Linked DNA regions of Homo sapiens: all the other regions are linked to region 1. The links are chromatin loops, found by intact Hi-C in ENCODE. Cell type or tissue: PC-3. All regions are shown on one strand.

Region 1 (8,000 bases):
GACTCAGCCCCAGCTGTGAGTCTTGTCCTGACATCTGTGTGTCAATTTTGAGTTTGTAGAAGTGGTCACAGGCCTTTCTCTTCTATTCTGAATAGGGCTGGACATTTTTCAGGCTCATCCTTCTGTCACTTTTAGTGACCATGACCTGTCCCCCAGGGTGGGAGGCACACAGCCCAGTCAGTTCACTGCACACAAACACCAGGGCTGGAGGATGCCTTGAGGACTCATGCAAATGCACCAGATGGGAAAGGAAATCAGGGAACGTCCCAGACAAAAGAGAAAATAGTGGCAGGAAGTGGAAGGAGACCTCATTGGAGGGTGGCCGAGGCTCAGAGTGAGATGAGCCCTCATCACCGACCAACGAACCCGAGAGCCACATGTTCTGAAAGGCCTCTGGCACAGAGATGGGGAGATGTCTCGGGCAGGACCACCAGGCTCAAGGGCTTCTTTGGCCATTATGAATGTGGGACCCGGTGAGGGGCCTGCCTCCCTGTCCCACTCATCTGTAAAATGGGTCCATATCCACAGCGCTGAGCTCAGAAACTTGTTGGGGCCTGAAGTGAGTTGTGCATTGTATTAGTCCATTTTCACCCTGGTATAAAGAAATACCCAAGACTGGGAAAAAGGTTTAATTGACTCACATTTCCACATGGCTGGGGAGGCCTCAGGAAACTTACAGTTATGGCAGAAGGCAAAGGGGAAGCAAGGACCATCTTCACATGGTGGCAGGAGAGAGAGAAGAGAAAGCAAAGGGGAAAGAGCCCCTTATAAAACCACCAGATCTTGTGAGAGCTCACTCACTATCACGAGAACAGCATGGGGGAAACCGCCCCCATGAGTCAATCACCTCCCACCAGGCCTCTCCCTCCACTCCCACCAGGCCTCTCCCTCAACACCTGGGGATTACAATTCCAGATGAGATTTGGGTGGGGACACAGAGCTGAAGCACATCATGCATTAAAGCACTTCGGGCAGGGCCTGGCGCCTCTGTTCTATGTGGTGTCCGCTGTTCGTATGAGTGAGGAGGGAAGCCGTGACCTAAAGCTGGGGATGGGGCCCTGTCACCTCCACTGTGTGTCACTGGGCGAGCTGCTTAGCCTTTCTGAGGCTCTGTAAGTGTGGCTAATGCCACATGTCCCGTGGGGTTCAGGAGGCAGTAGGGAAGGTCATGTATCTGGAAAGCTTTGCACAGGGCTGGCTGAATGGGGCAGGGCTTCATGGCTGTGTGCTGTCATGTTTGGAACCTGACGGCACAGGACCGAGTGATCTTCCTCCTTCTTGGTAGCCTGCTTGGGTTTCCTCTGGATAAAGAGCTGGGATGTGTCACTGGCTTAACAGAAACGAAACACAGATGTATGTGGTATGAGCCACAGAGGGTCCTGGGGCCTTGGCCCCATCAGGCTGGACCCTGCGAAGGCCACCCTGCCACGCTCCATGCTGCTGGGAGGAGGTCGGGCCTTCACCCCTTGCTTCATTCTCTGTCCCCTCAGGTTCCAGGAGGGACTCCCCTTCCCTCTGCCAGGCTCCATCTTCAACAGGAGTGACAGCGGTGTGTGTCACAACCCTAACGAGCAGCCCGGGCTGGGGCACAGCTTGGACTCACTTCGTCCTGCAGCCCAGCTCCCCAGCTTCTCCTGGGCATGGGTGGGGCGGTCGCCTTCACCTCCCACCACCAGAGGGTGCGACCTGAAGGCCCCAGGAGACGGCATGTGGCCCACCAGCCTCCCCATATCCAGGGTTTCACCTGGCCGTGCAAGTGCGCCCAGGCGGGGATGCGTTACCCTGGTGTGCAGCGAATCCCAGTTCTCTCCTTCCCTCAGAGGAGTGGAGCTAATGCCAGCAGGCCAGCTGATTTCTGCATTAGACATAGAGCCACACATTCTTACTGGAGGCGCCCAGTGACACAGCCAGCCCAGATGAGGGCACATAGGCGGCAGGGACCTGGGGCGGGTCTCCCCGGACTCTGGTGCACAGGGGCTGTGTCATCCCGGGCACCGTAGGGCTCAGCAGTGGCCTGGCCTCCACCCACCACACATCTAGTTGTGGCAACCCAGACATGGCCACTTGTCCCCTGGGGCCAGGCCACCTGGCTGAGGACCCCCAGGGCAGAGGACTGGGCTGCTGGGAGCCTCTCCGTGCAGGGAGTGTGGGGGCCTCGGCCACATGCCTCTGCCTGCACGGCCCTGCCGTGAGCGTCTGCGGCTGCTTCTCTAAGCCTTCCTTCCCCTGTCCTCCCACGGCCACCCACGGGCTCTGGCGTCCTCTCTCCAGGTTCCTGAATGTGTTCAGTCAGGTTACAGTCCACGCTCGCTGCTCTGGGAGACGTTCTGCCCTCAATGTAACTAAGACTCGCTACGCACCTGTCAGAAGGCCACCTTATATGGATTTCAGCTTCTTTGGGGACACTTTGCCATCACTGCCACGTCCAGACCGTGTTGTCTTTCTGATACTCTCCTTCAACAATTCACGGACACTCGCTGAGACTTGTTCACATCATCAAAGGGCTTAGAGCTGGTGTTAATATTAGGGTCTATCTATTCTCAGCCTTCACTCTGTAGAGGACCCACTAGCCTCAGGATGCACAGGTGACTCCTCTGACATCACAGCAGTTCGAGGCCAGCTCTTATTCATAAAATCGAAGGCCTGGAATGAAGTCACGGTTCTCAGCTCAGGACCCAGTCAGCAGATCCGCTTCCCAGAACTGCAGAACACGCCCTGGTGGCCCCAGGGCCAGGCGGGCCCGGCGAGGACGCCCTTCTAGACTGTGTGTCTCTATCGAGCCCACCAGCCTCTGCTAGAGTCTTCCAGGCCTGGAGGGCGCCTTTTCTCCAAGAGCAGCCTGTCCATTTTAGGATTGCACCTCTGGGACCTCTTGAGTCCCTCTCACTGAGAAGGTGTGTGTTTTGCCCCACTCCAAATGCATTAGAGGCCAGGAGCATGCTGAGCCATCTTCTTTAGGCCTTAAGAAGTAACTGGAAATTCAGCACCGTCCACAGCCTGCTGGGCTCACCTCAGGGGTGCTGGGTGCCATTCTGTGGCATATTTGTTGTCCTTTCCAAGGGAGACCCCATACTTCTTCTTCCCCCAGGACTTGCTTTACACAGATTTATGGTATTCGTTACATCTGAGACACTCTCGCTGTGTCTCGATTGCAGAGGCACGGAGATGTGAGGGGCATGCCTTCTGCAGTCAGATGGACAGGGTGTTATTTTCCCCTCTGGTGCTCCTCTCTGGCTTGTGGCGCACCTGCTTCATCACAGGACGCACCAGGAGATGACCCGTCACGAGATGCTGCTGCATGCATAGCAGGCCCTGCAGCCCGGGGCCCACAGCACCCCTGCTAACCAGGCTCCCGTGCAGCATTTCCTGCCTATAGTCAAAGAGCTCTCTCTAGAGAAGAGGAAGTCCCCATTGTTCAAGACTACCCAAAACACCAGCCTTCTCTGCACGGCACGTCGAGGAAAGAATAACTGTGCAGTGAACAGCACTGGCCCAAGTCTGCAGGGCGAGGAAGAAGCCAGGACATAAGCAAAGACAAATCTTACTAGAAACAGAACGAACTTGCAGGCTTCCCTTCAGATGACGATGACTGCGAGTGAAGAGGAAATCCTCTCCCAGCATCTCTTCCTGCTGGTGGAAGCTGCAGGTCACCTGACCACACATGACAAGACAGTGTGACTCAGATCCAGCGTCTGCCGTGAAGTTTGGTCTCAGGGCCCTGCTCATCAAGAAATGTTTTTGAAAAAGGTGGAAGTAGGTAGAGGGACGTGCTCTGAACCAGCGTGACCAAAAGACAGTGTGTTCACGGTGCATTCATCTGATTCAATTCCTGCCAAAGGCTTTTGTTATTTGAGAACATTATGACTAAACCAACAGAGAGGAAGGTGAGTAAGCAAACAGGAAAAACTGATGACGAATTGACAATCCATGTATTTATCCACCCATTTAAAGTAACTTGCTGAGCGCCTACCTAGCTGCACAAGAAGCTCAGGGCCTGAAGATGAACACGCAGAGGCTGTGTGCAGGGGCATGAGCTTACAGCTGGAATTAGAGATAAAGGAAAAGGCACCTGAGCCCTGTGACATGCGGGGGGTCAGGGGAGGTGGGACATATGTGGCCTCGTAGCCAGAGCCCCGCCTGTTTCCCAGGACATTCTGAATACGGGTGAGAGACTGCGCGTTGGACAATCACTGTGAGTCCCGACCCTTACCAGAAAAGTCACTCGCAGCGTCGTTTCCAGGCATAGGTTAGGATCACCATCCTCTCCCACGGGCCGTATGTTGCAATCCTGATATGAAAACGTCTTCTATCTCCTTCAACTGCGGCAGGAGCACAGGTGAAAGAGGGGAGCCCAGACTGGGGGTAGACTGTATTCGTGGGTTATGGCCCTATTTACAGATCAGTCATGATAGCTCTGCAGATTTGCTGGGGCTCTGTGGCGCAGTGGAGGCGAGGACAGAGGTGGCCCTGCTCTGGGAGATCCCTTCCTAACTGGGGCTCCCTGACGGCTTCCTGCACAGGAGGGGCCCGACGCCGGCGGGACAAGCAGGGAGCCCAGATCAGCCTTGGAAAGCTCAGGCTCAAACCAGAGCTCAATGTGGAAATTAAAAAACAAACCTTGACTTTGTGTTGGTTTTTATTCTTCCACTTAAAAAGTTATTTGAAGCGTAACGTGAGATCCTGGAGAGGACTGAAATGGCATGTCCTAGGTTCATGTTTATCCTGGTTATAAATTGTCTTTTTATGAAGTTGAAAGCCATGTTGAAATTAGGTCATTTTAAAAGAATTTATTAAAAGGTATTGAAAATGCAGGGCCATGGAGGAAGTAAATGATTCTTTGCCTGGGAGATTTAGAACGGATTTATTTAATTCTGGTAATGGGCTTTGTGACCACGGCTGTCTTCTGTCTCCAGCTGGTGAGCTCTTTAGGGGGGCATCCTTCGAGTCCAGCCTAGAGAAAAGCAGAGTTGTGTCCTGACTGCAGGGTGTAGGCATTTGGGTGGAAGGTTCTTTCCCTCATGCTTACTTCTCAAACATGAGGTTCAAGACCCACCTCTGCCTTGTCGATTTTACAGATCCAGAGTCCAAGAAAGCCAAGAGTCATCGACGTGTCCCAGCCTGTAACGGGCTGGGCCTCTTTGTTTTCTCACCAGAGGGTTTCAGGGTCCAGACGTGGGGCCTGGATTCTAGAAGCCCACATGCTAAGCCTTCAGCAGATACCTCCTTCACCCAGTGAAGACCAGCACATCCAGCCTGGTATTTCAAAGCTGGCTTCATAATGCTGATTTCTCTAATTTCCATCTTCAGGATATTTCTTACAGTGTTTTTTTCATCTTGTTGGGTTTGCAATGGATGCCCTGTGGAGGTGCAGCTGAAGGCGGGGGGCGAGGGAAGCCAGACTGAATCCCGCCTGCTGCCCCAGGCCCACCACTCCCGCCTGCCTGGGTTTCCATGGTATTTACTTAATGGGTTACTTTCTCATAGTGATGAAAAGTCATCCCACAATGGGAATCCTGAGCTCCAGTTATGAAAATCGCCAAGGTGACCATGGAAAGGAGGCCAGCAGGCACGCTCTGCCTCTTGGGGAGAATGCCAGGCCCCGGGCCACTCTCATCCCAGAGGGAGCAGTGGCGACCACCCCGGACCTGGACACAGCCAGCCAGGGCCACGGCCTCAGGCCATAGCCACGACCACGCAGAGCTCACAGGCACCCCCCAGCCTGCAGACCTGGGGGCCATCCTCGGCCTGTTTCTCTGCCCTTTCTTTATCTCCAATTATAAAGCAGCGCCAGGTTTTCTTGTCAGCCTCTGCCATGTCTCCAAATGGCTTTTCGGTGTCAGGCCCATCAGGAAATTAACTCATCATGCCGTGACAGCTGCTAATTTTTTCCCCTTACATGTCAGATGGATCGCCTGCTGAAGCTAATAATGAATCACCCATCCCTGATTAGAAGGTGCTTCCGAAACGTATAACTGCCATCCGAGAGAACTTTTTTCTTCATGTAAAATGATATCACCCTAGAGGAGGAGAAAACGAATTGTATTCTTCAACAAGATGGAACAGGAGGAGGTTGCTTAAGTGAGCTGTGTGCTCTCTTAAATTATGGGCTAATATTAAACAGCCAAAGAAGTGAAAACTTACAGATTTTTAGTTTGCTAAATGAATGACCTTTCTTGTTCCCTAATTCTCTTCCTAGAACCAGCTCTGGGTTAGAAATCCAAGCTGGTTCTTGGATGCTTTCCTTATGCCATCATTTTATCTTTTGTTCAGGAAAAAGAAGTTCGGTAGGACCGAGACACAAATGCCATGTGGGGAGCAGCCCCTTGCTTCTTACAGCAGAGGTGGGCTGGGGCTGCCTGGCCCTGCGGAGGCCTTGCTGTGCCCCACGAGAGAATAGGGTAGAGAGACCGGGACTTGGGTAGAGATGACCGGGATTCCTCCCCGTCCACCTCCTAGGACTTTTGACAGAGCTTTGGTTGACTGAACTTTCCCATCTGTGCACTTCCTTGTAAAATCTAGTTTCAGCAAGAACCCTGCCAAATCGGTTTAGCCAGAAATCCTGGCGAGAACTCTAACCTTAACCCTCCATGTCTGCTCACTCATAAGATCTAACCAGGTTCCTTATCCTATCACGCCCCCTCCGCCTCAGGTGGAATCTGACGGCCCTGGCCTCGCTTCAGCAAGAATCCAGTCCTGTGGGCTTGGGCATAATCCCCTTCCCCGTGCGTCCTTTTAGCCATCTTCCATCCACCAGTGCCTGCTCCCCTTCCCTGTGCGTACTTTTAGCCATCTTCTATCCACCAGTGCCCGCTCCCCTTCCCTGTGCGCCCTTTTAGTCATCTTCCAACCACCAGTGCGTCCCTTTAGCCATCTTCCATCCACCAGTGCCCGCTCCCCTTCCCCCTGCGTCCTTTTAGTCATCTTCCATCCACCAGTGCCTGCCCCCACAACTTCTTGGCTGTAAACCTTCGCTTGCTCCTGTATTCAGAACCGAGCCCAGTTCTGTGCCCAGGTCTTTTTTCCCCTACTGACATTTTCCTGAATAAAATCTGGGTTTTACCTGTGCAACTACTGTCCAGCTCTGGTTTTTCTGTGATACTCTGCGGTCCCATTTCTGAACAGAGCTTATAAATGGCAGTGGAGTTTCCAGCCCTGCACTCATAGAAGCTTGTAAAGGGCAGTGGAGTTTCCAGCTCCACACTCATAGAACCTTGTAAAGGGCAGTGGAGCTTCCAGCCCCGCGCTCATAGAACCTTGTAAAGGGCAGTGGAGCTTCCAGCCCCGCGCTCATAGAACCTTGTAAAGGGCAGTGGAGCTTCCAGCCCCGCGCTCATAGAACCTTGTAAAGGGCAGTGGAGCTTCCAGCCCCGCGCTCATAGAACCTTGTAAAGGGCAGTGGAGCTTCCAGCGCTGCACTCATAGAACCTGGGCACATTCACTTGGTACTTCAAAGCAAACCACGTGGCGAAAAGGATCTCTGTATCAGGTGACGTGAGCTTGCCTGCTTGTTCTGCGGTGCATGGGACATATTTTAGGAGAGCATCTTCCCCTGCTTCTTCCACATCCACTGCTTGGTGAGGCCTGGGGCATCCCGGAACGACGCAGGTTTGATTCTGTTTCATGAACGTGACCTCAAGTGGCTACAACTTCCTTTTTCTGGAAACTGCTGTCTTGCTTTGTAACTCTCCAGCATATACAGAGAGCACTGCTCGACTTCCGCCATGGAAGCTGAGGTCTAAACCATTACTATCTGCTGCCTCAGGCGGTCTGGTCTTCCTTGCATGCCAGACGTCCTTGAGGCTCTGTCGTTTAATTGGCTGCAGCTTAATACAAAAGTGGCCTTTCTGGATTAGTCTCCAAGTAAATATTTCATTTGCCTTAAAAAAAAAAAAACTTTGAAGTTCTGTCATATTCTCTGGCAAAAGTCACAAGGAAAGCTATCAGCTTGCTTGTCTTTTTTATAGACAATCCATGCCACAATGAATGTCCCTTGCTCACAA
Region 2 (8,000 bases), 120 kb after region 1:
GGAGAGAAGCTTAATATAATATCTGTATTGACATAATCATATAGCTATTTAATCATAGTCATTTATGATATAGATTAAAGATATATATTAACAATAGTATACAAAGAGATCACAGTAACACAAGTATCTATTTTGAAAATAATTACTCAGAAGTAACATTTTGTCTGTTTCTCCCAAGTAACTGTTTCTGGGTAAGTTGGTTTTTGAGATTATCTTAAGTGAGCCAAATGATCAAAAAATGCTTTTCTAATTGGCATTAATATTGAAACTGGCCTCTTTCCCTTTAGAAAGCATTAAATTTTGTTATAAAATATTGAACATATTAATATTGGAAAAGTCAATAGAAATTAAGTCAATTGAGGTACCACAATGACTAAAATATGTGTAAAATACATTTATGTGGGTATGTAAAAGTGTGTGTCCACGTGCACGCACATGCACACACACAAAACATACACTATCCCTTTTTCTCCTTACTTTGAGCCTATCTTTTGTTTTTTCTCGCCTCCCATTAGGGTCTCAACTTTTCTCCCAGAATAAAGCAGCCCAGCCACAGTTCCCTAATGGACCAGATTCCTGCTGGTGTGGTGAAGCCTATCAAAAACAAATTTCCCGTCTACACAATGACATCGGAGTAAGGGGCTGTCTGCAGCCAGCTGGTAAAAGGTAGTGGTATACGCTGTGGTCATATTGTCAGGAGAAGTGAAACAAATCCTCTATATTTCTATATGCAACTATATTTACATATTTTCAATTAAGTACAATTTAGGACATCTAACAAGAGTTGAAAAGCTCCTCTCTAAACGAAGCCTAGCGTTACGGAGTGTGGGGCAGGACACAGAGGCAGGGAGCTCCTCCTCAAGGAAGCTGCATGTCTATCAGGAATGAAATGTAATACAAGGGAAATTAGCAATCTGGAAGTTTAAAAAAATCCAAGTTAAGGCGACTAAGGATGCCTGCAGAGAAAAGATGGCCATGATACAACGTAAGCAGACATACACGGCAGATGTACAAAGCCACCAAATTAAAGTAGAAAAAAACAGATAACAAAATCTACACATTAAGGCGTTGGTTGCTGCTCCTGCAGCACTGATGGTCTTTATCCACCACAGAAGGCGGCATGCCAAGCTGACGAGAGCACAGGCTGAGGAGTCAGATAGCCTGGACGGACCCCAGCTCTCAAGCAATGTCCCCTTGACAAGGACATCCTGAATCCAACCATTTTCATCACCTCCACTACCCTCATTCAAGTGATCACTCTCTCTTGCCAAGACGTCTCATTTCCACGCAGTCCTTTCTCCACCTAGAAGCCAGAGTGACTTTTTGCAAAAAACAAATCAACGTAGGCTCCTCTCTTGCTCACCGTCATTCTATGGCTTTCCGTCAGAGTCAGAAGAAACATCTCTACATGCCCTGTGTGGTCTACCTTACTTCTCTCTTCACTCCAAGCCCAAATGACCATATTCCATTCCACTCCCACTGCTCCATCACCAACGGCTCTGCCAAGTCCATGTTGGCCTCGTGTTCCGTCAACCATTCCAGGCAGTGCTCTTCCCAACACATTTTCACGGCCCTGGCCTTCCCTTCATTCAGATATCTGCCATTTCCTCACAACTTCTGGGAGAAATGGGATGTGTTCATTATTTTAATTATGGCCATGGTTTCAAGGGTTTATACTTCTGTCAAAACACATCACACTGTACACTTTAAATATGTGCAATTTATTTTATGTTAATTATGCCTCAATAAAACTGTTTTTTAAAAGTCTTATTCTTAAGAGAGATTTTCCCTAACCTTGTATGCACAATCGTCCAGCCCCTTCCTGCTCCCATTCTCTCTGGTTGTCTTCCTCTTTCTGCCTCTTTTCCCAACATGGCATTACCATGCACAGTAGTTAGTTTATTTACTTATCATCTATCTTTCCCTGAGGGTTAGCCTCTGTCTCCAGGATCTAGAACAGTGGCTGCTACCCAGAAAGCGCTCGACAAGTATTTGGCAGTAAACAGGTGGGTAACTTGGGCCAGTTCCTAAACTCCCTGTGCCCAAGTGCTTCTCCATGAGCATGACAGCGCAGCACCAGGGGCTGTGGTTGGGATTAAAGGGATAATATCAGGGATGGCATAGAGCACAGTGCCCAGCACAGGCCAATTGCAAGATACTCATTAGCTACCAAAGGTTCATAGAGAGTATCATAAATTTGAGGAAATTCACTGCTAAGTTATCTAGTCCTTTTATTTTTAATGAGTTAGTCACTGCTTTGCAATAATCAAGTATTTTCTTCTCCTTGCCTCCCAAGCTCCTGATCAATAACTGTTGATGCCTCATTAGTAATAAGGGGCAGGGGTCTTACTTTTGAATGACAGAAGCTGAGAAAACTGCTTGCAACACCTTTGCAGTTATTCTAGCAATACTTCATAGAGCTGTGCCAGGGATCACTACTTTGTATGTATTTTCTAATTTCTAACTTAGTATGTTTTCATCTGCTCTATGAAGTACGATCAGAAGTTTCCTAGAATTACTGTTTTTTTTTTTGTCAGATCCTGTTCTGTATGATGGTTTTATTCTCCAATTAACTTTGGTGTATCTGTTAAATATTCCAAAAATCATAATCTTAGAAATTATCTTATTTTACTTTTCATTTAGAAAGTAAGTTATTTCTAAAAATTAATACCCATAAAAAACACACAGACTATGAAAATGAATCAAAGTTAATGATTTAGATTAAAACCTACATACAAAGAGGGAATAAATCTGCAAATATGAAGCTCAACAACAGAGGAAATAAAATAATTTTGAAATAAAAATGCCATGTTTAAGGTTATTTTCTGGTAGTTAAGCAATCTAGGGATGCTATGATGATGATCAAGGAAGCAGCAGCAAAGCAGTGTGTCAAAGGCATGCAATCAATGAGAAGACGAGGCAGTGAGAGGCAGAAGGGTCAACATGAACGTACTGAGAACTCACGCTCAGTGTTCTGCAGTTTGCCAATTTTCTACAAGATCTCTGTGCAAAACAGTTTAGGCAAATCAACAGAGGGACAATGTTGACTTAATGAGTCAAGAAACCAAGAACAGGGAGGAGAGAAAGTGAAGGGCTTGGCCCCACACCAAGGGCAAGCCTTTGTTACTCCTGCCTTCCCTTCTCATTGCCTTGTGGGGATTTCCACTGTTTACAAGTAATTGGTGCAGTGAACATGTTCTGCTTACGTCTATTTAAAATGTCTGTATCATAGAGAAAAAAGAAAAGTTCAGTACATTTGAACATTTGGAGGCACTGGGGGTATCACAGTAGTAGTGGTCATAATAGAGAAGTTATTTAGACTCTTGTGTGCTGCCCTGCTACCACATGAAGGGAACTAAGACTATTATTCTTCATTGTAATATTTAATATGTGCCCATTCCAGAATCAACAAAAGGAAAAAAAAAGTTGCATCTGAAAATATTAAAATCCAAATTTTGGCAGCAAATTTTCAGTTGAGACAATCAATTCGGTCCCAGTAAAGGCAGTAGCAAAAGGTCAAAACAAAATCATTAAAGAAGTTTCTAAAGCTTCTAGAAGCCTCATTAAAAACCATATCCTGTTAAAAGTATGAAAACCCTGGAGAGTCAGGTGAGAGAGCATGAAGCATGTGTGTTGGGAGTATTCCCATTAGCAAGAAAATGGGAGACCTCCCTGGGTTTAGAGAGAACTTAATTCCAAAGCTTCTTAACGCGCAGCAAAACAGACAGGCAGGAAATGCCCTACAGAAGCTTTCATTTACAGAAGTGGCAATGTTATCGTAATGATTTTGTTGAAGATTAAAGCAAACAAGATTTTTAGGTATCTGTAACGGTAGAACAATTGTATCAGTGACCCAAACTTTCTCCTTCCTTGGATAAGAGGAAATCAGCATCAAAACAACACTTTCTTTCTACCTCAGCCCTGCTTGTAAGTTTTCATACCTTGATAAATGAGACTTCTAAATAAGGTCTATGCTACTGTTCAAGAGGGCATTGACCTCCATGTGAGCAGCAGAAATAATGAAAACAAGAGCCACAATTCATTGAGGACCTACTAAGACTGCATTGATTTTTCCATCTTGTGAATTACCTAATTGCTTACTATTTTAAAATATGTAAGCATTAAGTGTGGTAGGTAGGAATCAAGGAAGTTGCAGTTAAATCATTTTCTTGCAGCCACATATTGAAGCGTTTGGATCGGCAGCAGGCAGCTTTGGAAGACGTGAGCTGGACATTTCCAAGATCATTGTCAGTCAGCCCTTCTTGGGCACCACTGGCTTCTGAAGAGGACTCTGGAGCACTGTCCTCCTGCCTGCTGTATGCAGCTGGCATTCAGTGGATGTCTTATGGCCATTCAGTGCTTCCACCACCCATTTCCCATTTGGCCTCAAACACTCTTCTACTGCTGCTGGGAAGGCAATATTAGCCAGGATGGTCATCTGGAGCCATCAGCTTAACCATAGCCAGTGGGGGGTTAAAAAGAATCTATCAGTATTGTTTTTTCTTGAACATTTTAATTCTCTGAATTGAATCCAAGAGGGACTAGGTCATATCAAACAGGCTGTGGGTTTCAGCTGTGGTCTGAGAGTGCCTGCCCTTGTGTTGACCTTCCTATTTCAGAGAGGTCTGGAGACTGTGGCACCTCGGCAGAGTCATGCCATCTATTCAGCAGCAGGGAATACCACTGCTTATCCACAGAAGCACCCCCAATCTCCTGTAAAAAATAACCTTTAAGGATTCAGGCTTTGTTCTTTACTTGTCTATATCAGGTCTTCTTAACCTGGGAATTCAGAAACCCTCCCTCTAATTCCCTCAAAAGTGTGGGCCACCTTTCAGAAAAGTACTGATATTTTACTAACAGGGATTTTGAGGAAAGTATTGATATTTCAGTAACAGGGATTTTGCTTTCCTCATAATCTCAAAGACGTGAACAAATGAAAACCATGAAAGAGATTACCAGGAGATTAGGGTTGTGATCTAGCATTATTTGTAATTTTACAGAATTATCGTGTATGACAGCAGGAAGAGCCAGCAAGCTCATCTATTAATATAAAGTTGTTTCTTTCATTTCGTATTCAAGGAAACTTAAGTACAGTGAGGTTAAGTGATTCCCCTGAATCCTGACCATGAGCAAAATGCCTGGGTTCCAGACCCACTAGCTCATAGTTCGAAGGGCTTTTCATTTGCTAATATGCCTCTACTTTTTACAAATTTCCAACCATTCATTATAAATATTTATTTCAAATGTGTGTTTGTCAGAAAGAAATGTACCTACTGAAAATATCATAAATAGTTTCTTCTGTACTATCTCAAATTTTCTTGCCCTATTAGCCACACAATTCCATTTCTAGTTTTCTTCGCGTTCTTCTCTGTTTGTTTTTGTAAGTGGACACCATGGCTGGCTGTAGACTTCCTTGATTTTTCCACAGTTTGCTTCCCAAGCTTTAGATTGTCCTTTCTTTTTACACACTAGTGTGCTGTCTAATTTGCATACTGAAATGAAACCTTTATATAAAACACCTTAAAAGTTCTAGTATTTCTTCTTTATTTCTGACTTTTATTTTTGGAATACATTAACTCTAATTTGAAATCTTATTTTAAGGCCAGACATTCTAACTGTTGTTTTCTCTAATTTCTAATTAGTTATCTGTATTTTTACATAGCATTCTTACACAAGCTTATTTTAAACTCCCAGCATATTTTCTTAAATATCTGTCCTCTTTCTCCTAAAAGGTAAACTTGATCTTTCCTTAGGATTGATGTCATATGGATGTGATGAGAGAGAATTATTTTTTTAAGAAATATAATTTTCAATACAGATAAAAATATTTCAGAATCACATGTAAAAATGATAAATTAACTTGGTAGTGTCGGGGATTCAACATTTACTGCATTAGAATTCAGAACTAGACTCATGATTTCCATAGAATCGAAACTGCAAAGCTGATGTCTATGGATACTTATTGTCTTTTACACAGAGCTTTGTGTAAGAAATGAGGGAAAAAAGTCAGCTAAAAACTAGCAATCTGGAACATGTTGTTTTACAAATAGACGGAGCAGTCTCAGTAATGAAGACTAAGCTCAGGTGAATGTCAGTGGACAACTTGTATTAACGAGCAGCAGGTTACAATAAATAACAGTAAGATATGATACTCCCATGGCACATAAAGTGAAAAAAGCCGCTACTGAGCAAAAGCTCCCATTAAAGACAATCGCTGTACAAAGGATGATGAAAAGAATTTGCTCTTCTGAGTAGTTAAAGCAATATAAGCTAACAGACGCAGCAAGCAGAACAGAATAGTAGCCTCTATAAGAGACAAAGATACCTTCTTTCAAATGGTGATCAGCAGCTCCTACTTTCCACAGGCTCCTGCCCAATGAAGGCCCGGAGACAAGTATCCTGGGTTCTGCTGTTGTGTTTGATGCTTAATTATTTTACCTCTGAAGTCATTTTCTCTTTGACCCTTGGTTTTGAAGGTGTGAATTTACAGCACTTTTCTGTGTTCTTGTGTAAAAGACAATAAAAAGGAGAGGGAGCTGAGAGGTCATAAGAAATGGAGAAAAGAAATGAGAGGAAGTAAGTAGAAACAAAAGGCGCAGGGAGAAAGCCCACTGTTCTTTGAAAGACAGAGGCTTAGCGCTTCACTTTCATTGAAGGAAAATGGTGGGCTACACGCACAGGTCCTGCCTACCTGTTTGTCTGTACAGGGCTTTTATCAGTTGAGTGAGGCTGACTCTGATCTTGGCACCGTTGCCAGGATGACAGCACTGGTACCTGGGACGCTAGTGTGATGCCTCCTCCCTCCGAGGGGAGAGAGCAGCCGATGTTTTGTTCTCTGGCAGGCGCTCAGTGTGCACTAGAACCTGCATTTTGCTGCTGCAGCCTGACTTGAGCTTCCGTTACTTTCACGTCCTAAAATTTATTTTTTAATTTAAATGATGCCGTTTCACATCCCACTCCACTGAAGTTCTTTATGTACCCTGCCAAATTCAGCACTACCAAAAATGATACTTTGAAATTCCCAATTTAGGTGCAAGTAAGAAGCAGCTCAGCTGAAGGTGGCATGGAAAACATCATGAACTTGGGCCCTCTTACTTCATAATATTTTTATTTCTCCCAGGTCAAATGAAACCAGGAATCATTTCAGCTAAAATCAGGTAATACTATTCACTGGGCGGAGGGGAGGAAGCAAACTACATAAAAGAGCCTTGTTAGAAAACCCCACAAAATTGCTTTTGTCCTTTTTCTAAGATTATGCAAATAAAAAGGAGAAAAAATAGGGTAATTTCTTGGTGAACTGAACGGTTTCAGCATAGTCTGGTGTGGAACAGGAGGCGGTCATCTGTTAGGTTTCTCCACAATGACCTGTTTCTTCTACTAGTCAAATTGACAAGATAAACCACACAGACTAGAAACCCTCACTTCAATGACCAAAAGAAAAATGCTTTTTTCCATTAAAAAGAAATCTTATTTGAGAACTCTAATAGTATTAACCAGAAAGTCTATCAGTTCATATGATTAAACTCCTCTAAAAGGAATTCAGTAAAATGTACTGAAACAGTCACATCCTCAAAGCAGCATGATCAGCTGTTCAAAGATAAAGCTTATGACTGTCATGTTATTTTAATCATTATTTCCCAAGATATGTTGTCATTATATTTACTTTAAAAAATCTGTTTTATCTGCCACATTTATGCTTAGTTTTTTCTTATATTTAATTTTTAATGCAAATCAAATCATTCAAATCATGGTCAGTTTTCAGTTTCAATCTAAGAAAGAAAAAAGAAAGACAAATATAAATTGTTCTAAAATATATATTAATGTTTTCAACTATAATTGTTGATTTTGAACTAAAACATGCACAAAGTAAACAGACAAATGAATCACTGTAAAGTGTGGTCAAAATATTTTCTCCCCTGTGATTCATTTTTTTAACAATTTACAAAATAAAGTACATTTTAAAAGGGTTAATTTGATTACTAAAAATCAAAATCAAACAT
Region 3 (8,000 bases), 170 kb after region 1:
TATCATTTCTGCACTTCTCTCCACTTACCTGTTTTCTGTTCTCACTACTGTACTAAAACGGGTCTTCCCAAGAGAATCTGAGACCCAGTGGCTGTGGCTGGCGGGCTGCACTCTCCTATTTCATCAACACCTGGCACGCCGCCCACTCTTTGCTTGGTGTATGACACCTCTCTTTCCTGGAGGTCCCTCCCCTGTCTGTGAGCCTGCTTCTCTGTCTCCCATACAGGCTATTTGCCTCTCTTCTTGTTTCACTTTTTCACATTTTCCAAGGAAAACATCAATCACATCAAGTTCCACATAGATTAGTATGGAACTATACACCTATTGACCTGGTTTCATTTGGACATCACATGGGCATCTCATAAGCAGCTCATCCCAGACCATCCTTTTCCTAAAGGACATCCTCCTCCAGGAGAGAGGACCTCCCTGACTGGCACGGTCACTCACCCAGCAGCCCTGACCAGCACACCCGAAGGATGGCGTGCAGCTCTCTGTCACCCTCCCCTCAGTCCATTCACTGGGCCCACAGATCCATTCGTTCACCTTCCCATCACCTGCCACTCTCTGCCCTTCCATCACAGCATTAGTTTAAGGTGATTTTCTGCGTGTACCTTTGCAATTGTCTTTTAAATGGTCTCCTGTCTCCTGTTGGATCCCTCTCTGACTCATTATTTGTACTGCACCAGTGATTTTGCAAAGTTAAGTGTGATTATGTCATTTTCCTGCTCAACATCCTCCACTGGCTCCCTACTGCTTTTGGAGGGAAACAGATCATCCAGCATGGACAGTGGAGAGAAACCCACACAGACTTCCTGCTGTCTTTTACCACAGAATCTCATGTGACCTACAATCCAGGCTTGTCCGAGTGAAAAAGAGAACTTGAAATCAAAGGAAAAGTATAATTTGGGAGTGCAGAGTGGAACAGAGTCTTAAACTTTTAACTCAAAGATATCTGAGGTTTTTAGATTGGAACAAATTTATGAAATTCAAATGTCAACCACTTTTCCCCCCAGACACTTCAATCCAAAATATTAATTTCCATATTTAAGCACAAAATTTGAAATTTATGTTTTCTCTCAATGGAAAAAAGTCTTGTTTTATGACATTTCATGTATGTGTTAAAAGTTGTAATTTAAGATGAAGAAACAAAATGTACTGAAAGAAAATACCATGTCAAGTTAATCAACATACACTCAAGACCTACACAGAGATCTCCAAATGGTGCCCTAGCTAATATTAAAGATACAAAATGAGGACTAGGTTGTTTACAAAGATTCAGGCCATAATAATTAAAAATAAGAGATTAAAGTTTAAAGAGGAAAGATTAATATTAGGTTAAAATTCTCCACAGAGAAAAGTATCAGGTTACACACTGCGTTATTGAATAAGGAATTCTAATTTATTTGAATTATTGCTCACTTGCAGTTCTGCAGCTGGCAACAGTGCAACATTGTTTTACCAAAACAAAACAAAACCTCAGAAGTAGTTCTTTTTCTAGAACTTCTAATAAATGTAGTTAAGTACGAAAATAATATGAATAGGAAAAAAAATCCAACAAAAAATTTGTGCTACATTCCCTAATTAAGAAGACAAAGATGTAAAATTTATAAAAGATATAATATTGTCTTAAAGAAATTCTTAGGGATGAGCCAAAATATACACAATAAATGCTACCACACAGAAGGCAGCATCTTATGCCTAGAGGGAGTGGAATGAGTCAGACACGCTGATACATAAGCTGCTCTGTCTTCCTCTGCTTCATAAAAACGACGGCATCACCATTTTCCAAATGTTCAAAGTTTGTCTTTCTGTCTTTCACATTTTTTCTACAGGCTCCAGACAGGCAATATTTCAGAATATGTGGAAACAAAGAAGCTGAAAATAAAATGAAATAACTAGTATCTTAGCACTCTGACCAAATTAGTGAAAACTGATTTGTACATAAAGTACAAACTTTTATATACTTCAAAGTTATTCTGTCGTTGCTATTTTCCACCAATAGTACTTGCAAAAATTGGGTTATTTTCTCTCAGATCCACAGCTGAGTCTACATCCAACCCCACACTGTAGGGATGCATAGGTGACTTCTGTCAGCTCCTCCTGGAGATTAGAGAGTTTTCCTAATAAGCTACACTGTATGAGCTTCTATTGCTGGAAGATATAGATAGTTACATAGTAAAGTGTTTTGTTGTTTGATAATAGCTCTAGTGTCTAAGGAATAACTTATTATGCAAGAGACTATTGCCCAAAAAAAAATTTTCTATTTTTTTCATCTCTAAGGCCTTTCTTTCTTCCACAATATATACAGATATATCTAACTACTACCCAAGGGACTGTCCATAGTAATTCCTTGTAGAAAGACCATCCCCAAAGATAGCTTTGGTCCTTTTATAATGACTGGATTTGCGATTCAACAACAGCAGGTTTAATAAACATGTTTATCTGGATTCTACTTAAAGAGATAGCAGACGGAATGCATGGTCACTTTGTGTTCAAAATGACTCTTCTAATTAATCTGTGATCCCAATGCCTATTTAAGCTACATCAACAAACAAAGCAACTTATTTGTAACTGATCAACAAAAAGTAGGATCTCTGATTCTTTTTCTTTTAAAGACATGTGAACCAATTTATAATTTTTAATGCTATGGAATCTATTTGTTTTCAAGTTTGTAAGATCTTTTACTTAAACAAGGTTGTTTTGTTTTTTAAGATAAAATTTAACAATGTTAACTAAAGACCTAGTGTAAATGCTTGTGCTATATCAGCACAGAGCCTCTTAGGCTGAAAACAAAAATTTTAAAAAGCCTATGTACTTGTGTGTTAGAGGGCAAGAAAGAAAATTATGAATAAAGCAAGCTGAATATGAAAGTAACACTAGATAAAAAACATTATACAAAATACAAAACCAAATAAAAAATTAGAACTGATGAGATAAAATTCACTAATGAAATGGGCAGAGAAAACTAGGAAATATTTCATTCAGGAAGAACTCAAGTTCTGCTGCAAAGAATTGTCAGAAAAAAAGGAAGAATAGATTAACACATAGTACAACATTCACACTTCATTATAGAACACCTGAACAGATGATACAATTAAGAGGACATTCATTTTATTTTGTTAGGGAACCCCTCAAAAAAATCCCACCTAAACTTGCCAGGAACTTCTACTCCACGTGAAAGGGAGTACACCGGTATAAAGTGTCATCATGACACAAGCTAGGAGAACCTTTCAAAGCAATCTTTATGCTTGCCAGGACAAAACAGTTTCGCAAACCAGCCACCACACTGACATCTACCTGTGGCTGGCTGAACTGTGTGCAGGTGACAAGCAGGAAGGGGCGATCTGACCAGGAGCAAGCACTGCACAGACAGTTCAGGGGACACATTTGTCTTCCAGAAATTCATCACAATTTGAAGAAGGCCTTGGAATCATTATTAGCCTAAGAAAAGTTTGGAAAGTAACTGGAATTTTAGGCTTTCAAAGTAATCTTTCAGCCTGGGACATTTGTATTTTTATTCCATCGACTAGATTGGCAGTTACAATAGAGTAAAATATAAAGACATATAGACTTGAGGTAAATGACATAATGGAAACGTGTTGACTGGTACTTTAAATGACAAAAATAGTTTTGATTTAAAGTCTGTTCTGATCAAACCAGGTTTGTGGCATTGATCAAACTGCTTCAAATCTCAATTATATCTAATATTAATTCTAGACATTTTCATTTTGATTATTTTTATGGGATCCCTTTATTCTTTAAGAACTTCAAAATCACCCAAAAGAAATAAATGAAACCTCTGATTCTCTGGAAGATTGTGTACTGTTCATTTTGGTATATATAATTTCACTTCTCTCAGCAAATACAATATACTGCTACAGAGATCAAGATCTATTTTTTCTCATTGTCTGTATTCAGGGGCAAAACCACATTTGTTCTATCCACTGCTTCTTGTGGTACAGCCTATGAGCCTGCACAGGAAGCAAAAGGAAAACTGAAAGTCTCTGAAGAGATTATCCAAAAGAAGAAAATTATTCCCTGTGGAGTGAGTCGCCCTAACTCAGGAGGCTGCTGAAACAAGTGGCAGAACAGAACAATGAATCCCATTGTATACTGAATTCTTAATGCCACAGTATCTAAGAAGGCTTGCCTTATTACTTAGCTATGCATTATCAACATAAAGTGTTTATACAAGAAAACTGTATAGAAATGTATACTGTTATCTATGACCTGAAAAACATGTTTTATAACTGAGATATTTTAGATAAATATATGTTTAAAAAATTAAACTCAACTTTCAGGAGAAATGAAAATTATAAATACAATTTTTTTTGTCATTGCATCTTAAAACTTCCTTAAAAATGCTTCCAGCAATATGCAAAGTTCAGACAAAATTCTATTAAATTAAAAGTATGTTTGGCAAAAATTTTCAAGGATGTCGATACATATATCAAATGGTGGTAAAGAACAGCAAATTTGCCCTGTGCCAGTCACACATGTAAGAACTTGAGAAATTTGATTAGAAATACTCAACAAAATGTTTAGATGTGAAATCAAAGAGACACTGGAGACTATTACAAAATGTAAGCACACTTCTAGTTGAGCATCACTATCTGAGTTACAATATTACTTGAAATATCTTTTGACTTCCCCTCACCAAAAAAAGAAAAAAAAAAAACCTCTTAAGATGAAAAAGTACTTTGTAGAAGTCATTAACACTGGTTAAGAGCTATATCGGCCATAAGTAGGGGGAAAAATACCCAAAGTGTATTTCCAACAAATTTAGCAAAATGACGAGGTAAATCTTCAATATGAGGCAGGGACTGCAGATTCTATTCTTCTGCTCCACGAGATACAGACTTTCTACTCAGGGTTATGATGTCAAGTAATGAATAAAAAAGAAAAATAGAGAAAGATGTAGATAGTTAAAAAAAAATTAAAAAGGGTATGTAAGGTTAGAAGTACTAAGGAAGTGACACAGTTAAGGAAAACTCTGGCCAAAACTAGTCTGAAGGAACACTGATGCTATCCCAATTTCAATAATAGAGACACAATATGCAGATGATAAAACTGTCAGAGTCTGGCTTGCCATTTCAGTTTTCTGCAATTTACTAAATTAACATTTAAAGTGCAATGTAGGGTTATCCTTAATATTTTTATACTACAGGTAGTATTTCTGTGTTACTTTTCATGACTTATCAGTGCTTTACTGTTTAATATGCATTTATTATATATCCCCTATAAATCATAGAGAAGAAATGGAAGAAATAAGTTTCACATAAACAAAAGCCCAGTTGAGGCCACTGAAGTGAAACACATCCACTCTGATGTGGAAGCCAATGTGATGAGTGAAACACAATGTAGTTCAATATTAAAAAACCCTATGTTTTGGAAAGTAGGAATTTTAAGCTATTCCAACGTTTACTTACTATAACACACTAATTTTTTTTCTATTTCATTCTCATTAATACAGAGGTGACATGTAACAAAGAAAAATAAAAACATAGAAAAATGTTATTTTTTTTCATTTTAATGCAGAAACAAATCTAAAGAATTTGCTACAGAAATAATATTCTAGACCAGTGTTCTATGAATCCAATTTGTGCTTTGAATTTATAACGAATAGTAACTAATGGCAAAAAAGTTTTGGAGTAATGATTGAATATACTGATTTGTAATGGATTAGACTTTTGGATATTTTAGACAGTAAAAGCTAATGAAGGAGGTACACGTTTACATTTAAATAGAATGAGATGTCATTGCCTAAATTAATAATGCAAACTTGAAAAATAGCCTCAGGTTCAAAAGACCAATTATAAAGTTATTTTGTAAACAAATCTATATTTGTATTTTTCATGAATAATTATAACTACTAGTATTTCTCCACTAATGTTCAATTTATAAAATGAGAAATACATTTTCAAATGAAACTTAAATAATATTTCAGTTTCTAATGATGGTAAGCTGCCTGCAGATTAAGTGTTAATAATGGCAAATATAGGAATACTCCACAGGAATAATTTTTATCTATTGATATTATACAAATAAAAACATAAAACTAGAAGTTAAATATTTTGAACAGTAAAATATTATGAAAATAAACCAGTGAGATAAATATGAAAATAAACAATTTTCTTCTTAGGAAATATGTGATCATCTTAAAGACTTATTAAATCTATGAAAATAATACATATTCAAATTCATTTATGCTGTGAACAAATACATTTATGTGAGGCAGATATGGGATCCTGTTCCTACTATCGTACGCAACAAAAACAATCCTTAGAAACTTAACTATCTGCTCATTTTTAAATCTTTTTTTCATCACATCAACAAGAAAGTAAAGATATCTGTTCGAACCATATTTCATTCGAAGTCTCTCACTTCAGAAGTATTCAAACTTTTGCAAATTTTTTATACTCCCGGTCAAGGTGAACTTGCCTTTTGTTCAGTAGTAAAAGAAAGCCTATTCATAGGTACACAGAATGGTGAAGCTGTCCCAGGAACAGAAAGTGTTCAAACCATTTACTTTCATTAATAATCAAATTATTCCGAAGTTTTAAATAAAGATTAAAAATTACTCCTTTATAATGCACATTAAGCATTTCAAAGGGAAATCTGGTAGCTATCACTGGATTTCAATGTCATAAGTCTTTTATTTATAGAACAGTAACAATATAGTTAGAAAACACCATCCTCTTAAATGTAGTACCTGACAGAGGTATAACATGGATGGGATCCAGCTGGCTCAAATGCGGTCCTAAACAGAAGTGAGGCTATTTCAGGGAGATAACTTGAATAACGGACGAGTAATATGATCTCAACCTTAGTAAAACGTATAATACATTTTCAAACCAAGAAAACCTGAAATACTGTGAAATACTTGTATGCATAAATGAATCTACCAAAGCACAGTACTGATCAGAGGAAAAAAAATCACAACCTTTCCAGTCATACTATCAAAAGCCTTAAATCGTGCTTCTAGAAATGCCATTTTAAAAAATCTGGAACATGCACAGACTTAGGCATGAGCATTTTCAGGGTAAAAGCCTGAAAACGGCCTATGTGTCTAAAGCCTTAATAAATTCATTATTGTGCATCAATGTAACTTGGGGCCATGCACAGATTAAAATTACATTTCAAAACAGTGGTTTAAAAACTAGGCATTTTGAAGCTGTATTCTCAGCAATTATCCAAAAATTGATTTTTGGATTTAATAAATTTTTAACTACTTCAAAAACTGTTTTTTAAGAAAAGCATATTGGCAGGTATTCTAAACAACGTTTTAACACACTGAAGCCCTTCAGGACATGGACACTCCTGCATTCACTTGTTGAGCAGTCTCCTGAGATGGAAAGTTGAGGGGAAACCTGAAACCCTGATGAAACATTCACCTGAGATGACAGTGAAAACAAGGGCGGACGCTCATCAAGCGACTGACGTGGCCGACTCTCTCTAGGTGACTTCAAAGTGCTTCTCACCTAATATTTACCATAATCCTATGAGGTTGGTCCACTAAGAACCCACAATTTACAAAACAGAAAGTGGCATTTCACTCGATAGTTTGACCGCGGTCCCACAGCTAAGGAGTGCTGAGCCCAGGTTCTCCACATGGCTTGCACTCCTCATGACACCCTTGTGCTGTGCTCATACCAAACGCAGACAGAAACTGGATGCTGCGGCTAATTGGCAATTGTTATCAACAACTCCTCCTATTTAAAAACTTGTGGCTTGTCAAAACAGTCTTGTGCTATTTTTAATGTTACAATAAGTAAATATAGATTATAATGATTAAATCTACTTATAAGTGGGTAGATAACACTTTTCTCTGTTTTATTTGTGGAATTTTATACATAATCTTGTTTGAAATCAGAATCCTGCTACTTAAAAATAAAAGTTTGAAGACTACAAAGTAGTTATATAGGAGAATAATTATTGACATGGAAAGGTATTTAGAATTTTTTAAGTATAAAAAATAAAATATATACTGAAACAAAAAA

What was found. A loop is a pair of places that touch in the nucleus more often than their neighbours do. Peaks named below come from ENCODE experiments on the same cell type or tissue, not always from the same donor. Only the 100,000 strongest peaks of a DNase experiment are listed, where the experiment ranks them.
Region 2: a loop joins it to region 1, with 6 times the contacts of the local background. A loop is called at or near these places in 4 of 110 quality-filtered maps.
Region 3: it touches region 1 in a loop (7-fold over the local background); 7 of 110 quality-filtered maps call a loop at or near these places.

What each region holds. Positions count from the first base shown.
Region 1 is chr18:75,066,819-75,074,818 of GRCh38, reverse strand. No RefSeq gene overlaps it. Among named protein-coding and RNA genes, the nearest start is that of PTGR3, 140 kb to the left of the region's middle. RefSeq lists enhancers at 1,220-1,720, 1,721-2,221, 3,502-3,651, 3,940-4,440, 3,301-4,500. In PC-3, no CTCF peak of the experiment used is centred here; a DNase peak (open chromatin) is centred at 3,788; H3K4me3 peaks cover 1,590 bases; H3K27ac peaks cover 2,015 bases.
Region 2 is chr18:74,946,425-74,954,424 of GRCh38, reverse strand. The region is part of intron 8 of ZNF407 (zinc finger protein 407); the gene reads right to left. Among named protein-coding and RNA genes, the nearest start is that of PTGR3, 260 kb to the left of the region's middle. In PC-3, no CTCF peak of the experiment used is centred here; a DNase peak (open chromatin) is centred at 3,024; H3K27ac peaks cover 3,096 bases.
Region 3 is chr18:74,891,890-74,899,889 of GRCh38, reverse strand. The region is part of intron 7 of ZNF407 (zinc finger protein 407); the gene reads right to left. Among named protein-coding and RNA genes, the nearest start is that of ZNF407, 300 kb to the right of the region's middle. In PC-3, a CTCF peak has its summit at 3,302; DNase peaks (open chromatin) are centred at 719, 1,719 and 3,289; H3K4me3 peaks cover 418 bases; H3K27ac peaks cover 2,138 bases.